Linked DNA regions of Homo sapiens: region 2 is linked to region 1. Evidence: chromatin contacts called from ENCODE Hi-C or POLR2A ChIA-PET data. All regions are on one chromosome and are shown on one strand. The core of a region is the stretch at or near the end of the contact, and the rest is flanking DNA. Distances in the headings are between cores, read along the strand shown.

What was found. Hi-C counts contacts between places; a loop is a spot of excess contacts on that map. ChIA-PET counts read pairs that join two places held with the same protein, here RNA polymerase II (POLR2A). Pooled maps may share reads with other maps.
Region 2: a pooled map shows a loop between it and region 1 (2.1-fold over the local background). The contact joins the enhancer-like site here to the promoter of P2RY13 in region 1. A Hi-C loop is called at or near these places in 1 of 168 maps with a recorded cell type or tissue (PC-3), 1 of 37 single-sample maps with no recorded cell type and 3 of 50 pooled maps. POLR2A ChIA-PET finds 5 or more read pairs at or near these places in 2 of 52 experiments (MCF 10A and Panc1).

What each region holds. Positions count from the first base shown.
Region 1 is chr3:151,327,764-151,331,292 of GRCh38, forward strand. P2RY13 (purinergic receptor P2Y13) reads right to left here and starts at 1,786. Exons shown (of 2, transcript NM_176894.3): 1 at 1,718-1,786; 2 at 1-1,244. The coding sequence starts at 1,765. The coding sequence ends at 228. The region is part of intron 16 of MED12L (mediator complex subunit 12L); the gene reads left to right.
Region 2 is chr3:151,432,416-151,435,944 of GRCh38, forward strand. MED12L (mediator complex subunit 12L) reads left to right here. Exons shown (of 45, transcript NM_001393769.1): 45 at 337-3,529. The coding sequence ends at 389. It also overlaps a transcript of IGSF10 not described here. Among named protein-coding and RNA genes, the nearest start is that of IGSF10, 27 kb to the right of the region's middle. Within about 2 kb of position 1,941, at least 2 of the 41 ENCODE cell types and tissues checked have a DNase peak (open chromatin) inside an H3K27ac peak, as active enhancers do; they include PC-3, where a contact is called at or near this core.

The sequences.
Region 1 (3,529 bases), core at 536-3,035:
ATGACCTCTAGTGGCCATTTGTATCCTGTTGCATTCTCTTAGTAATGGTTCATTCAGCTTATGAATAGATCTATGTGGATTTAAATTTTATATAATCTTTTCTGTACACGAGGATAATAAAATGTAAGAGAGCATTTGTTCCAATCTTTTTTTCTTGGTTAAATTTGATTTCCACATTATCTACGGAAGTCTCATCAATAAATAGAAGTTAACCCTATGTACAGTTGTCAGCCTAAGGTTATGTTGTCTGTCTGACTGCTATGATTTTCTTGGCTTGATGCTGTGGTCTTTCTCCCTTGCATACATGGTAGCTTTTCTGTGAATTTTTTACATAAGAATATGTATATTAAGGGATCCATACAAATGTTAGTTGCTGCCAAAAAGAGAGTTGTTTCTTTAGCAATAAACAGTTGATTTTGCAGTCTACAGTCAGTCTTATTGTTGGTTTGACTGTGAGTATATGGAACTCTGGCAAAATGAAATGGAGCAAAACACACAAAGAAGACAGCCACGACAACAAATACTTTGCCTTCCAGCTTTTTGTTGTTTTTTCTGTCCTTACTTTTGGACTTTCTATAAGAATCATATACTTTTTTTGCAATAACCACATAAAACACAAGCATTAGGATAAAAACAGTCCAGAAAATAAACTGGCATATGTTATTTACCATTTGATGCCATTTCAGCCCCAGAGGCCCCTTTAAGGAAGCACACTTTTTCACAGACGATGGTGTTGCTTCCTTGTTGCTCAAGATCGTATTTGGCAGGGAGATGAAGAACAAAAAGAACCAGATGAAGATTGAGACCGTTTTTGCAAAAACAGGTTTTTTTAGAAAAATATTTCTCAAAGGTCTGATGATCTTGAGGAATCTGTCAAAGGCTATGAGCCCTAACAGCACGATGCCCACATACATGGTCTCATAAAATATCACCGAAGAAAAACGACACACAAAAGCTCTGAGCTGCCAGGGTGCCAGGTGTGAGTCAGAGAGGATTTTGAAAGGAAGCATGAGTGTCATTATCAAGTCGGCCACCAAAGTGTTTTTGAGGTAGATGATGAAGGTGGAGGAGCTGGGGATGTGAACAAACACCCACAGAGCCAAAGTATTCAGCAGGATGCCGGTCAAGAAAACCACTGTGTAGAGGGCTGGGAATACCAGCTGTACTATCCGAGTGTCTCTGGGGCACCGCTCAGATCTGTTGAAGCCTTGCATCACTGTGGTGTTCATTGCTTCCAGTGTCACCTGTTACCAATAAACATATATACAAACAAAAGAAAACAAAAAGCCCTTCATGATTTTCAAATGCTATTTTTTAAAAACAGACTTTATGTTTATAGCATATTAACATCCTGCATTTATCCAACACTTTCAATAGATGTGTTGAAAAGGAAAATACTGTTTTCTGGCTAGAATTTTTAAAGCATATAATACATTTTTGGTACTTTTAACAGTACCATTACTTTCACATCCTTGTGAAATCCAAATAACAGGTTCTGCCTCATTCACAGGTGCTACTGTTAGCCATAAAACAAAACACTGTTTAAGAGATAATAATACATTATTATTACTAATACATCAGATTGCTGTAAATTATGTAATTTCTTATGCTCATAAACTATGGTTTGTAGAATATTAACTTTAAAGCACCTTTTTTCCCTTAAGCATATTCTTTTATATAAGCAAGCACACTCATAATAACAAAAATTGAAATTCACCTTTGGGAGGATACTCAGTTCTCTCTGTCTTCTTATGGCGGCAGTCATTAGTTCAGCCTACAAATGAGCATGTGAAGCAAATGTTCTGCTTTCTTATAGTGGATTTCCTTCCTTATTTTTACTTATGTAATGTGACCCATTAGAACCTCTTCATATTTAGACCTTTGGGACATTTGCTAATACTCTATTTTAGTTCAAACTTTCATACTGTTAATCTGTGACTTGAATAAAGAAGCTTATTTGCAATTATCTTTAAATTTCTTCATAACTTTCTTGAAGTTTATCTTCTTGATCTGCATGTTCAGTGAACTTTTTGAGTGCCTCTTGTATATAGTGGAAAGTAGAAAGATGAAGAAAATAGTCCCAAATTACAATCAAGTAGGAGAATAAGACTACCTAAAATCAGACAGAATAATCTTCTGTATCCTTGTAAACTGGATTTTCCAGTAATTTGTGTTCAGGAAGACGGTATGTTTATTTTTGTAGGTATTTGACTTAGTCTTCTGGTTTGGGGATCTCTGAGAGTTAACATGATGTTTTCTGAGAGGTGAAGACTATTAGATCCAGATTTTTGGAGTTAGAATCCCAGTTCCACCAATTAATTGGGATTAGATTATAGATAAATGATTCAACAGCTCTGTGTCTCAATTTCCTCATCTGTGTAATGGGTTTGAAAATAGTATCTAACACACTGTGTTATTAAGAATGAATTGGTTGCCTGGAATAGTGCTTGACATATAGGAGGCACTAAAAAATGTTAGCCACTTTTAGTGGCTTTTAGTCCCATTGCCATGGGAATGAATTGCAAATCCAGATAGAGATATTATACTCTTTCACTTAGTAGAGGGCCATTTTTAGAAATCTTTTTTGTATTTGGTGTATTTCGAGTGCAGAGGACTTCAGGAATTTCATCAATCAACATTGGGCCAATATCTGTGCATTTTTTTTGCTTTAATTCTCTTCAAGTTTGAAAGATGTAATGGTGCTTTTGCATAGAGAAAGTTGTTGTCCATGGCAGAAATCTACTTGCCAGGTAGGCATAGGAAAAGCGGAAATTAGGAGATCTTACGGAGGATGTGGAGTTCATGGTGAGTTTCATTTCATGTTTCTTGCCACAAGTGTTACCATGGAGTTAGACGAGACTAGTGTTAGTTGATCACAAAGTTTTGGGTGACTTGGCTTTGAATTCTGAGAAGAAAAACTTAATATCCCCCTGGACATTTTAAAATATGAGGCAATACAGTGTCTAATAGTTTTGATTAGACTACCCAATAACGGCACAGTTTGAAAAATTTCTCTTTGACTGAAATAAATTAATCCTTGGGAGTATAGATTCAAGATTTCATTAATAGAACATACATGTATGTCTTAAACATAAATGTATATCTTTTTGTTTGCTTCAGCAGAGGAAAAAAAATCCTTTATTTCTTAAGTAGAGAAATTTAACCTACAAAATTAATTGTAAATTTTCCTATAGCCCCAAATCCATAATCTAAAGGAAGATCTGGAATAGTTTTTCTTTAAGCAAGATAAATTCTGTGCAGGATAATTTCATAATCTGAAAACTGGAAATCACTTCTTGGTCAAATTTCAAAACACTGAAGTGTGGGAAACTTTCCAAAGAGGAACTGACTTACAGTGCCTGTTTCTAGAGTTATGGAAATAGAGTCTCTTAAATGTGGTAGATGTCAAAGTGTTTGACTATAGTAAATATCCAATAGATCATTCATTTCTATGTGTTTGTGCTTCTTATGTATTAGCTGATTTTTCCTTAGTTTACAGCAGCACTATTGCCTGCTGGGGAGGCCTTTT
Region 2 (3,529 bases), core at 691-3,190, 100 kb after region 1:
TTTTGAGAACTTTCAATGTTTTATGAAACTTTTACTGTATTCCTTTTGAAAGTTAATACCAAGTAGTTTAGTTCAGAGGGAGACACTCTGGATGGGCCAGTAACCTAAATCCTGCGGCCTTGCATTGGCAAGTGTGGACTGTGAATAAAGGTGTCCCCTCTGCAGGGTGGTACTTGAATCCCACCACAAGGGTTTTTCAGGGCAAGGATAGTACTCTCCGGCCATTCTGTTTCCCTGTACCTGCAGCTGGTACTGAGAGCAGTGACAAGAGGGTAGCATCCATCTGTGCAATAGTTTTGTGTCTGTAATTTTGGTTCAATTTATTTTTCTCCTTAGGCAACCAGCCACAGCAAGGAGTGACTCCGTATGGGCATCCTTCACACTTCTGAATCTGCAAGAGGAGAAGACATGACGTTTTATGTTTGCACTGAAAAACAGAAAATCAAATTTAATGCATTAGTCATCTTAAAAATGTCCCTTTTTTTCATTTCTTTGACATTTTACTATATTTTATGCTACATCTCACAAAAAAAAAAAAAGGTGTTTAAACAAAAAGCCAAGGAGAAGTTGTGGTTTGATTTTGTTGAATTCACCTTTAAAGTAGGTTTACAAATGTGAATCATGCAGGCAGGCCTACTCCCGGAAGAGTGTGCTAGCAGACCTTTTGAAATTGGTGCTTTTTTTGAATCTCACATTTCTAGAAAGAATGGATTATGATGGATCTAAGGTATTTATGTATTTCATTCATTAATGATGACGTTGTTTTTTTTTTTTTAATTTTATTTTCCAAACTGTGCTGGACCAAACTACTGATTTGAAAGGCATGTCAGATCTTGACAGAAACATGGCCTGTTTATTCTGCATTCACCTGTGATGGTGAAACGGACATTTATTTGCATCGCTCTAATTTGAAATGTTTGTAATCTCATAAGCACTTTATAAACTTTGTTCTTATTTATGTAGGACTCTTCTTTGCTTTTGTTGTGGTCAAAAGGTGCTGAAACAGATTGTTGCTTCGTACTTAAACTTCTTAAACCAAGAACCTAAACCAAGGTTTCTTTGAGAGCCGCCCTAAGATGTGCGGAAACCTGTTAGAAGTAGCTGTACTCAAATTTGTTTTGAGGCAAGATCATTGATGAGAGTCATTGTGAAGGTACAACATGTAAATCCTAAAGGCCTGAAAGAACTGCAGTGGAATCGTCCAACTATTTATTGCCAGTTTTGGTTCTCCTGAACCTTATGCCACCTTAAGGGGAAAAAAAAATCCAGTAGCTGGCTTGAGATTCCAGTGCTCACACTTGACATGGTTTCCAGAGAATCTGGCCCCAAAGTCCAGAAGGCTCTGGTTTTCATAAAAGGTGTATTTGCTGTTTATTTTGTATGGTAAGTATTTGCTCTTTTGAATTTAATTATTACTGTCAGTGTCAGTCTTGGTTGTGTATTGCATATACTGTATTTATAAATTGGTGCAAAAAGCACAAGTAAATTATACATCAAATTTATTATAAAGAAATAGTAACTATTTTAACTTTGTTCAAGTATGTGGTAATTTGCTCCTATTAGAGTAAAAAAGAAACCAGTAAATTATCAGTTTGTGTAACTTAAGAGTATTCTATATAATATTTTTTTAGATTTAGATGCATAAAATTTTGAATGTGAAAATTGCAGGGCATTTTAAAACATATGTGGGGGATATTTTCCCATGTTCTCTGTTATTTCATTTTCTTTTGCCATATGATTTTACATATAATATAGTCAAGCATACTGTGAATAGACTTGTCTATAATGAGCAGACCATGTAAATCTACTTTTTTTAAAATGTAGCTAGTACAACTTTAGTAGACATTTTCTTTTGCAAATCATTATCTATAAATAATTTATATCTTCCTGGGTGAGTTACTCATTGCAAAGTTTGACTCATGCAAATGACCTCAAATACATGTCAGCTTACTTTGCTGTGGCAACATCCATGTGAACTGCTTTGTACACTGTGAAAATATTTCACTCCAGCCTGCCCATTTTGTGTTTACTCTGGGCTGGAAAAGACTTTGCCAAAACATTAAAAACTATTCTTTTCACTAAATTAATAGTCTATCTGCTTTCAGAAGATGTATCATCTATCTGTACACATTTTTGCTGGTTTTGTATATCAGATTTTTTCCTCTCAAGAAACATACTTAGATAAGCTAATGAAGTTGTTTTCTTCAAAGTAATATATCTATATAATGACTGCATTGGCAAATCAACCGAAATGTGAATGTTGTGCCTAGTGAGTGAGTCATGTTCCATCATTATTTCTTTCCAAATTTCTTTGCCAGTTCAGTTTGAACCATATATTTTGTAGCTCAGCATTGCAAACAACAGTAATACTGTTTTAAGAATGAGTGTTATAATTGCATAGCATTTGTATGCACTTTATACTTTGCAGAGGTGAGTTAAATTATTAATCATTTTGCACATGAAAGCTGTGGGGCATATCTTTTTTCTTTTTTTAGGTGAGGAAGTTATGCTACGACTCTAATTAATTCCACGATTCTATTGAAAGTTGAGGAATGCTGTTTTACCCCTGCGCATTATAAAGAAAATAACTAGAATTACTTTAGTCTTCAGATTTTCTCCCTGTTAATTCTGTATCTTGAGAGGTTTCTTTTTTTTTTTTTTTTTTTTCTTTTCTTGCAAATGCATTCTTTTGCATTAAGATGGTCACAAGGTAAAGCCCTGTGGCAGAACCTGGTACTTTACCTTACCAGAGGAAATTACCTTAGAATAAGATGGAGCGAGACCCCAGCTCCCCTTAAAGACAAGACCTTGAAATCAAATGGAGTCAGCTATACCTATCAATCAATCACAGTTCTTGGATATAAGAAGCCCATAGACTCTCTTGTTTACACTGTAGGCTTTTTCTTAATAGGGTTGCATTTGTCAGTCATTGCATTTACCCTTCTTGGCCTGGAAGTAGAGGAGATCAATGCGTAGCTTTGACCACTTCCAGCCACAGGGTACTAACATCAGACATAAGTTGCAACCAGGTCACATTTTAGGCTGAGATGGGGCTAACTGAAAGTCAGTGTGATGAAAACCCAAGGGCGCTATTCCACATGTCTCAAATGATTGGCAGGGGCTAACTTATTAGTAATTCTCGGTTTTGTGCACTGAGATATCTAAGACCTATGGCATTTTTTTCCCATTTATAAAGCTCCTATAATTCTTAAGTAAGTACTAGGTGAATGTTTGAATAGATGCTGGAGAAATTACACTGGAAAACCCCACCCCTAGATTTAGATAAGATCAATCATTTAATATTCCCCAAATTAATTCAGGTTGAATTAAGCATGTAATATAAATTCAGTGAATTACAAAAACACATTTTGTGTAGGATTGATCAGATTTTAAATACAGTGAAACTTCATTATATATAATAGACCTAGACCCTCCCAAGCATTTTCCCATCCCATAAAGAATTAATGAAATGAAATGCTTATAGAGCAACGATTCCTGCTCAGAAAAATTTCCTTATAAACAGCTCCAA